2 separate regions of the Mus musculus genome follow, and region 2 is linked to region 1. Evidence: chromatin loops called from intact Hi-C (ENCODE). Cell type or tissue: heart. All regions are shown on one strand. Each heading gives the region's core, and the rest is flanking DNA. Links, peaks and the distances in the headings are about the cores only.

Region 1 (5,382 bases), core at 246-5,245:
CATGGCTGCTTTGCGTATCATCCTGTTCTCATTAAATGTTTCCAAAACTGATCAGTAAAAATAAGCAACGCTGAGGGATGCCGGGAACCAGGGCTTATGGTTTTATCAAGGATGGTGGAACTCCCCAAATATACACATATTTGGACTGGGTGAGGAGCAAGACTTTTAAAGTAGGGCTGACCTGCACAATCAAGGTGGTTTTTGCCTTTTGAGTTCATCTAAAGGCTGACCTTAAATTTCCTGTTTCCTAACCGTATCTTCTCTGAAGAAGAGGTGCTAAAAAAAAAACTACTAGTTTCTCTACTTCGAACATCTATGTCCCAATAACGGTGATCTTCCTGGGTGAAGAGATGGCTCAGTGATTAAAAGCCCTGGTTGCACACTACTAAAAAGAACCCAGCCTAGATACCATACTGGCTCAGGACTGGCTGTAACTCCAGTCCCAGGGTATCTGACGCCCTCTTCTGGCCTCTGGCAATACTGTATGCATGTACCTCATACAAAGGCAAACATACAGGGAAAACACTAATGCACACATACACAATAACTTTAAAGAGAATAATAGCTTAGTCCTTGGGGAATTTGAATTGGAGTCCTAGTTGTATAGTTCTTACAAGAATTCTCATCGTGCATTAGACCTCTATTTAATGGGAGTTATTAAGAATACCATTTTCAGCTACTTCAACATTGTTATCTCTTGAGACAGAGTTAGGCTGCTCACTATGTAGCCAGGCATGGCTTCGAACTCATGATTCACCTGCCTTCATCTCCATGCTGGAATTACAGGTATATGCCACCATGCACAGTTTACGTCGTGCTAAGCATTAAACCAATTTAATTTTTTTTTGTTTGTTTGTTTTTTGTTTTCGAGACAGAGTTTCTCTGTGTAGCCCTGGCTGTCCTGGAAACTCATATTGAAGATCAGGCTGGCCTTGAACTCAGAAATCCGCCTGCCTCTGCCTCCTGAGTGTTGGGACTAAAGGCGTGCACCACCACACCTGGCTCAACCCAGGGCTTATTTCGTGCTAGGCAGGCACTCTACCAACTGAGCCTCATTCTCAGCTCCCCAGCTTTTATTTTGCATGAGTGTTTTCCTTCTCATATTGACAAAGTTTAAAAAGACTCCCCGGGCTTCCCACCCACACTCATGCTACCATGTATGTGGTGCTTAGCCTGAAGTGCATTCCATCACTTGATCTTCTTACAAATGTCTAATTAGAAGCATTAAGATGGTTTGGGAGGTGGTTTATTATATGAAAATGTGTCCTGCTTAGGCACGAGGACCCAAGTTTCAACACACCCAGACCTACCTGCACATTTCTATAACCCTAGCACCGGTCAGGGTGGAGACAGAAGACTAGACGGGACTTGCTGTCCAGCCATCTAGGCAGAGAATTCAGGCTCCAAGTTCAGTAAGAGACACTGTCTCAGAAGAATAAGGAGAAGAGTTATACAGCCAAGCATCGAATATTCTTCTCTGGCCTCTTCACCTAGACTTGTGCACATGTCACACATGCATAAATCATGCACAAGTGTCCCTCCACACAAATAAATTACTAACAAAATTAAATCATTTTTTAAAATTAAGAAAATGCATTTAATACATACTAATTTTTTCTGTGATGATATTATGTATAATTCCATATATATTATGAGATTCTTATAGAAAAGTGTCATATTATGTGAACAGATATCTAATTGAGACAATTTAAGGTAGAAAGAATCCATTTTGGCTCATGACATCAGAGGGTTCAGCTGGAGGTTACATCAGCCTGTGTACCTGGATAAAAGATACAGTGGCCGTAATGTATGACATCACAATTCAAACAAAGGGGTGCTCTGTGGGGGCTGCCTGACATCTAGAATTCGCATCTAGATTCACAGTCAGAATCTGCATCAGCAGACTCACATTGAAAATCCACTCCCAACCCCCACTCGACCTGAGATGCACTCTCAGGCCTGTTTTCCAGGATCACCCTGCTGCCTTCAAACCCAGTGCAGAGCGCCCACTGTAAATTATTCATTTTGAAGGTTGGATAATGCATTTGGTGCATCCAACATTCGTAATAAACAACCACACTTAGAGCACAGGTCTTCATGCCAGAAAACAGCCTCCTTCATCTTAATCTTCTCCTTCTCCGTTTGCACATCGTGTTCCTCGGGCACTTTCTCACACTTCCTTCCCTTGTTAAACCTAAGTGTATGGGTAGGGCAGAGCGGGCGATGCTCTTGCAGGCATGCCCGTCACTCTAATGATCCTTACCTCCTCTTGTGCCAATCGAATCTGGGAGATGAGAGGATTAGAAGGTCCCACACGCTGCAGCACAGCTTTGAAGGACAGTCCGCTATGCCGTTGTTCTTCTCCCACTCATAAACAAGTGTAGTACTCCTGTCATGGCAGGCACTGGGTTAGCCTGAGAGTGTTATCAGCGAAAATTTAAAGCTATCCCTCAGTGGGTCTTGCTGTGCTGTGGGGGAGATCGTGTGCAGAAATGACTTCACTCTGTGTGTTCCTTTCTATGGTGGACATGTGTCGGCTGTGTTTTAACCCAGAAGAAAACCCAAAATGGGTGACTATGACAATTAATATAGATTTGCAGCTCAACGGGATTTAAAATTACCTAGATTGCAATCCCCTGGGCATGTCTGTGAGGGAGCATGCAGATTGGATAGCTGAGGTAGGAAGCGCGCCCCCTGCCGTGTGGATGGTAACATTACATGTTTAGGTCCCTGATCAGAATAAGAAAGAGAAAGCAGGCTAACACAAACCTCTCTCTGCTTTTCAACTGCAGATGTACTGTGACCAGCAGCCTCACTCCTGGTCTCCATGCCTCCCCCAACCCGTGACAGACTGTCTTCTCAAACTATGATCCAGAATAAGCCCTCTCTCCCTTTAGTTGCTTCTGTCATGTAAACCCTCTGTGTTTTGGTTAATAAAGTTTGGTGTGTAATCAGCTGCATTCTCTGGAGTTGTGTGTCGATGCCACCTTATACGGAACTGCCTCTGGGGACACAGAAAAGAACGAAATAGAATTTCTAGAGCTGTCAGACCAAGGTAGTTTGCTGAGATGCCCAATGAAAGCTCAGGATTGCCCTTCCCTCCTCCACATTGAGTATTGTGATCTAAAGGAGAGGAAAGTTGGATAGCGTGATTAAGAGCATTCTTTGGGCAGCTCTAGTTCTTAAGACTCTATAAGATGCGTACTTCTGAAGGTTTTTTTTCTCCCCTCTCCAAGTCTTACAGATTGTAGCTATCATTCATGTGCCACCCTAAACTCTAGGGTTCACTGATTACAAAATACAGCATGGTAGCTGTTCTCATGGACTTCCCTGGGTGTGTAAGAAACAACTCAAAACCCACAAAACAGTTAACTGGTATTGCCAAAGGTAAAGGGTTCAAAAATGTCTCAAAAACTCATTAAAATGTCCCGTATAACATGAACTTAGCTGCAGCTTTTGTATATTTGAGGTGATTTACTTCTGAGGTGTTGAGTCAAGATCTTACTATGCAGTCTAGGCTGGCCTAGAAACTCACTATGTGGCACAGGCTAGCCTACAGCTCTCAACAATCCTCCTGCCTCAGCCTCCCCAGTGGTAGGAGTACAGGTATGAGCCACCCATCTGACCTAAGAAGACTGTTTATATACTAGACTAATAAGGCATGTCTCTTATTTTAGATTCTATTTGTGGGTGTTGGGGCACTATGTACATACACATGGAGAACAAATTGCCAGAGTCAGTTCCCTCCTTCTATATCTTGTGGGTCTGGGAAATGAATCTTAGCTCATCAGAGGGACCACTGAGTCACCTTCTCATCAGTATCCTTTTAACTGAGAACATGGTGGAAGGTACTGGAGTGTCAGCGGAGGCTAGGACACGCATGGGGTAGGAGAGAGCTCCGAGGAGTCTCTGAGCACCATCTGTCTGCTCCTCCGACAAGTTCAGAGCCTTTTGAGTGTTCAAGATACTACGGTGGAAGCAACCTCTACTCTGTAGCAATGTCAGATGCAATCAGAGCTGTGGTCCTGAGAGATAACTGACCTGACAGAAAGAACTCACTCCTCAGGCAGCAAGCGGACAGCTCAGAGGTAGCAAGGAGATCAGGGCTTCTCAGAGCAGGCAGCACAGCCCCGAGAGCTTCCTCCCAGCCAATGGGCTTTGGTGACAGAGCTCAGTAGGAGGAAGAGATGGATTTGAATCTGAGCAGCATTTAAATCTGAGCTTAGAGAAGCTAAGGACTCCATCTGCAGTCACAGGACACCTTGATAGGAACATCACAGTGTGAGGTGGACAGAGGACACAGTACCTAGAGGCCAGCCACTGCATATTTATAGTGATAATTCCCAAAGTTTTGACACTGCTGGGGGTCAAAGGAGAATAATCTCCAGGCGCTGTGGTGTGCATTTTCCTCAGACAGTTTTCTAGAAAAGCTGACAAAATTTTCTCACTGTGATCCCAACAATTGTCTGTATCTGTTATCTGACTACAAAACAACATTCAAACCCAGCATGGGAATACATACCATCATCCTGCCATTCGGGAGGGAGGATAAAGAAAAAAAAGCCTAGCCTGGCCTCCTACCGGGTGATACTTTGTCTCAAAAAAGAAAAACAAAACCAAACACTGGCAACAACAAAACACACTTGAAAGATTTACTCTGCACATTTACATGTGGCACATGCCTTTAATCTCACTGGAGAAGTTGGGGCAGGAAGATAGTGAATTCTAGGCTCGCCTGGGCTACATTGTGAGTCACTGTAACAAAACAAACAAAGGAACGAATGGATGAGTGAACAAAAGATTCTGTCTAAGTGACCCACTGAAGGTCAAGGTGCAATGGGGGCTGGGCTGGAAGTAGAATCAAGTATTTCTGTCTTGTTAGGTCTTTGCAGTGCTCCAGGCTACTTCTTATTTAAGCCTGTGTTCTCTAGAACTGCCAAGTACCTACAGAGAACTTCTCCTTGGGTGAGTGTGGCAGGCTAGAATGCAGGGGTGTGGGGGTGGGAATGTGATTGGTCAATTTGTGAACTGGACAGTTCAAAACAAGAGAGGGGAGGCCCGATAGAGGAGGATGAATATCCTCAAATTTCCTCTTCCTCTCCGTTCTCAGCAGGTCTTAGCAGCCCCCGTTTCAGGTCTGGTTTAGTGCCAGGTGCACATGTTAGAGGTCTTGCCGGGTTGCCTTTAGGGCAAAGAACATGAAATAGAGCCATGGTACCTGTTCTTAGGGTAACCCAGAGGGAGCTAAGGGTAGAGGGTTGTATCACAGGAATCTTCTGTGTCTAGGAAACCCCAACACCTTCCAAGCCGGAGCCAAGTGTGCAGCCCCAAGGCTTACTAATGTAAGATTTCTGTGACCAAAGGCCTTGACACGCATGGTTC
Region 2 (5,382 bases), core at 87-5,086, 210 kb before region 1:
CCCAGCCCAAAACACCCATTCAAGCTCTCTTTCACTTTAAGACAAATATGCCTAGGAGTCCTTAGCATAAAGTATCCAGGAGACTGAGAACATCCTTGTTCCTCCACCCTGTGTGCGACAAGGTCCACCTCCAAATCCCGACAAGGGCAAAGCTGAGGCCCTCAGCCCCTCTAAGTTGTGGACCAGACTTCTCTCCTTGTTGCTACTTATAAGCACAACTGGACGCAGTTCATCACACTAACCACGAGTGAGTAACTAACACAGACACAGTTTATTCAGTAGTGGTGGTTGATGTTTTAAGTTGAAGGCAATTTATAAAGACCACCATTTCCACACCCAGTCACCGTCATTCCCAGAGAAGTGCAGATGCCATCACGAGACCTGGCCCTTTCAGAATCCAGAAAGGGTCTGGATGCATTAAGAGAGCAAACAAACAAACAAACAAACAAAAACCTGAGATTAGACTCAGGACTCCTACTTCCCCCAAGCTTCTAATGTGTTCATTATTATCCTACAAAAGTTGATTTGAGAGCAAATAACATTTTTCAGAAAGTCCAAGGTTACAGATTAATCCAGAGAACCAGGAAGAAGCAAAGACAGATGTACCACTTAAAAGGGACATGGAGTGACCTGTGATCTTGTTACATCTAGTCTAGAGGAGTTGCACGGTGCAGGAAGCACGGTCATCCATTAAAAAAAAAAAATTACTCAGCTTCATTTTGTTTTGCTTCTAAACTAAAGGTACTTACCACTGGAATTCCACAAGTCCCCATGCTTTCCCCACAACGCACAGGCCACCTTTCTCCGTGGAAGCCCAGAGGAGGGCCTGTCAAGTTCAGGGGGATACTTACTCTAGTGGGTTAGAATTAGGCAAGGTGGGGAAGAGAAAAGACAGACTTTCCCTTTAAAACTGAACATAAGCGGATCCCGAATCACATGACCTTTTACCGTAATTTCTATTAAAATCATTTCATGTCTGGTTGCCCCTGCTCTCCTGGCTCATTTGTATTGTTTACAACAAGCCACTGCACAGCCAGTTGGTAGCGGCTGACTCCATGGTTACCCGGTTTTACATTCACTAGTTAAATGGAATGCATCTGGGCTGTGGGTTCCAGGGAGCAAGCTCTTAAGTAACCACAATCCAGCTATCAATCAGGCTAATCTGAGAGAAATTAATCTTATAAACGTAAGTATTGTTGCAGATTAAAAATTGATAGAAAGAGGGCACCAGCTTTTACAGGCTGGAGTTCCAAAAGTGGGTAGGCTGAGAGACAGCTCAGAGCCCAGCGGTGTTTGGTTTGTGGTCCTTCTGACAGCCAGTCAGGTTGGGTACCTAAAAAGCTTTCAGAGGTAATAGACCACCCTCGACAAGCAAATTCGCTACCCGCCTTCCCCCAGAGACCTGAACATTTCTTTCACCTGGCAGCCCTTAGAATCAAAACACAGGTTTAACCAGTCTGCAACCCAAGCAAAGTAAATTAAACAGATGCATCCAGGACCGTCAGACACCAGACAAACACTGAATAGGATTCAATTAAAACCGAACCTCAGAGGAATATGCTATGAGTAAATTATAACTGCAGACTGGTACAGTTTATGGAGAGGAAGCACAGTACAAACTCATTCCATTGTCCAGGAATTTATGTAGTTAATTCTTTAAAAGCATTCCCCCCCAGAGCTAACTTGTTCCTCAAGATGGACAAGACCAACAATTATCGGCCCTAATAAAAACTGAGAAGTTGTATAGTTTAATGCCCACAATAATTGGCCCACGAGCCACATCTATGTGCTAACTGAGAAGGGCAAATAGCTAGAGCTAAGATATTACAACCTCCGTCTACTGCAAAGTCACTGTATCAGAGGCTACAATTGATCTGTTGCCTCAGAACGAATTGAAACTGAATGTAACATAAGGTCGGAAAAAATCCCTCCTGTACTGCTAATCGGATATTGTATAATGGTTGATTGCAGCTTTGCCTTGTCCCATTGCTGCCTAAATCATACATACTTACACGTTCTGGGCTCTTCCAAGAGTTTGGTGCAGTTTCAAGGACAAATGTCTTAAGCAAGCCTCTGTACTGTGCAGCGGGGAGTCTGCTCTGCTCGGATCTGATGACTGGAGTCTGGTGCTAAATCTGACAACACAGAGGAAACTTCCTGGGTGAAGAGGGGATCTGGGAGAGTCTCGGGTTCAAAAGGCTGCTGGGAAGGTGCTGCTCGCTCTGCTCCGGGGCTGTGTGTACAGGGTAGCAGCTGAGCTGTTTGCAGCCCTGCAGAAAGGAACCTTTACTGAAAACCAATGGTATCACATTTCAGAGGAGCCCGTGCCAAGTGCTGGAGAGCAGAGCAACCTTTGACAACTTCACACAATTCACCCCAGCGGACTCCAGCACAGGTCAGGGAGAAGTGTGGAAGGAGTCTCCCCTCCGCCAGGTCTCATCTCTGCTACTCAGCACAGGACCCGGCTAACCGAAGACTGGCACCAGCTGGACGTGGCACCAGAGCAAGGCACACACACAGCTCCCTGCACAAAGCTTCCGTCTCAGCTGCCCTCACCCACCATGTCCAATAGGCTAACAGAACTTTCCCAGTTAATCCAGTTTGTGCTTGTGTGTATGTGTTTATATCTGCTTATAGTGTGTGCACGTGTTTACCTGTCTGTGTGCACATATACATCCAGAGGCCAGACATAGATGTCCAGTGCCTTCTTCAATCCCTCTACACCGCAGTTTTTGAAACAAGGTCTCTCGCTGAAGCTGGACTCAATGATTGGCTAGGTGACTGGCCACACTAGTCCCTGGGACCCTCCTTCTCTGCCTCCCTAACACCGAGAGTGCAGCGGTGTGTGGTGCTACTCTGGCTTTGTGGCAAGTGTGCTGTGAATCAGAACCCAGGCCCCCATGCTTGTACGGACGGCACTTCACTGGCACAGCCACATCCCTGGATCCTTAATCCAATATTTTAAAGTGTACTTCCCTCCGTTTTTCTTTCTCTACCCCTTTGTCTGAGACCCCCGTGAAGTTCCTACGAGATGACTGAGAAGAGGAAAGGGAGGAGCGGGTCCTTCCAGACCGAAATCTAGACGTGCTGACCGAGAGCACTGCTGTCCTAAGCCTGGCCCAGATCTGCCTGGGAAAATGGTGAACTATTGTCAAAGTCTTCTTACTGCACGTCAGCCACACTGCAGTCTAGGAACAATAACAATGCACTCCGGTGTGCCAGTCAGGCCCTGTCATGCCAGGACGTCGTCAGCCTGATGCCCGGTTTAACTTCTATCCCGACACTACCCCTCCACCACACAAGATCAACAGTTGCTCAAAATATCCGCTGTTTTTTTTTTTTCCATCTATGAAAGGAATGCAATCTCACCACCATTCAAGATTTTTTTTGTGAAGATTTAAAGGCTAACATATGTTGGGGATGGACCGCAGAGCCAGGCACTCACGCATTCATAAACATTTACTGAGCCTCTGTTCGCAGTCAGGCACAGTGCCAGAAACTGTGGGCACAAAGTCAATCACAACACAGGACCTTCCCTCAAAGCGCAGGTCCCTAAGAGTAAATTCTTCCTTCCTCTTGTCCCATAATCCCTGCAGCCCCTATTGAACCACTCAAGAGCATTTCCAGATCTTCTTTCTCAGGCCTGGAGAGGTAGCTTGCTGGTAGAACAGGGAGTGGCCTGCCTACGTCATGCCCCGAGTCCATCTCCAGTACGTACAAACAAACAAACAAAAAACTAAAGGAGTCTCTTCCTCTCATTTGACTATCTTATGAACCAGATGAGACTATAGCCAACTAATAAGAGGAAAGAACATATCTTAAATAGGACACACCGAGTAGCCTGAAGCCTGGGTGTCAATGGGGCTCTCTGGGGGCGCCCAAGTACTCCTTAAGGGATCTGCATGAATTGGTCATATTCCATACAATTCTTTCTCATTCTGTACCTGAGTTTTGTTTGTTTGCTGTTTATAGGGCTAGGCCCCACATCCCTGAGCTGTGACTCCAGCCTGCAATGCTGTCACCGTAATGATTAGTATACTTCCCTAAAGGCAGCATGGATGTCTTAAAGCAGAGGCCATCTCTTAAGCATGAGGCTGCATTGCTAACTGACCTATCGTGATGGTAAAGGCACAGGGTGGTCAATACATTTTTGCTAAATGGGAGAGAAACCTGAGCTGGGCTGACTGTATTCACTGACCAGTTTCAGAGGCAGCTTTCAACGCAGATGGCAAGAAGCTCATCTGCAACTCGCAAATAATCATACGTCCGTCAACGGTCGCGGTGCCAAACCCACAATTAAGCTTCCTGGGTTTTGTTTTCCTCTTGTTTAGCACATATCTACTCCAGACTGAGGACCTCATGGGTTAGACAAAAGCAAACAGCAATTGGCTTTCAAGGACAAATTGGGTCTCACAACATTTTTGATTTCTACTTTTACTGAGTGTCTAGGTTTAACAGATCACCAAATGCAGGCTTCTGCCCATCATTATCTGGGAAGCCAGTCAGCTAAGGATGCCCCAGTTTCAGATAGAATCCAAACATAATTCTCTGAATCTGTGTTTTTAAGTGCATTGTCTGTACAAACAGCCCATTTCTTGAAAAATTTCTTACCTATTCCTTCAACATAGGCTTTGGAATATAGTTCATTTATAATGGCAAAATTGGCTAGGCTTAATATCATTGAATCATTCATAAAAATATCCTAAAGACATGTGTGCCATGGAGTCAACTGACCTCCCATTCGTTACTTCTAATCTTATAAGACATGTTTTTCAAATGCAATTTATAGAAGCATTTTTTAAGTATTTATTACCAAACAATTCCTATAGCCTTCACAAAATGCATACATTTCAAATTAATATCAATGCTACAATAAAGGTGCAAATGACAGGTAAGGTTTGAAACAAAACTATCACTGAATATTGCACGTAGAAAAGGGATGTGGTGTGTCTGTGTGTGTGTGTGTGTGTAAAATCATCTGGCCTATTTTTGCTGTCCTGCAATGGTTTTGATGGTTTATTTGGGTAAGAACTGGCTTTCTTGGGGTGGGGGAGAGCAGTAAATAAAGATGCTGGTGCACTGGCATGGTCTACATCGAAATCACCATGCCTATGGAGTGCTCAGCTGGCTCGCCGCATGCATTCTGCTGCTGCCCATCTATGTGTTACTCTCTGCTTCTTCCCTCTCTGCCTGCTCCACAGGAAGCAAGAAAAGTACCAAAAGAAAGAGACTCTCAATGAGATCAACTTAACCCCAATGATCAGAGACCTGGCCAGACAAGGCCGGCCCAACAATTCCCACTTAACTCTCACAGCCATCTTGAGAAGCTTTGATTAGTTGCATTTTCACAAATGACAAAGGTTCAGGGAATGAAAATTTTAC

The links. A loop is a pair of places that touch in the nucleus more often than their neighbours do. Peaks named below come from ENCODE experiments on the same cell type or tissue, not always from the same donor. Only the 100,000 strongest peaks of a DNase experiment are listed, where the experiment ranks them.
Region 2: a loop joins it to region 1, with 2.4 times the contacts of the local background. A loop is called at or near these places in 2 of 42 quality-filtered maps.

Annotation. Positions count from the first base shown.
Region 1 is chr1:187,449,697-187,455,078 of GRCm38, reverse strand. The region is part of intron 1 of Gm37896 (a long non-coding RNA gene); the gene reads right to left. Among named protein-coding and RNA genes, the nearest start is that of Gm37896, 4.5 kb to the right of the region's middle. In heart, for the core only: CTCF peaks have their summits at 464 (motif pointing left) and 2,692; no DNase peak of the experiment used is centred there.
Region 2 is chr1:187,659,223-187,664,604 of GRCm38, reverse strand. It overlaps a transcript of Esrrg not described here. Among named protein-coding and RNA genes, the nearest start is that of Gm36388, 10 kb to the right of the region's middle. In heart, for the core only: no CTCF peak of the experiment used is centred there; a DNase peak (open chromatin) is centred at 2,344; H3K4me3 peaks cover 762 bases; H3K27ac peaks cover 750 bases.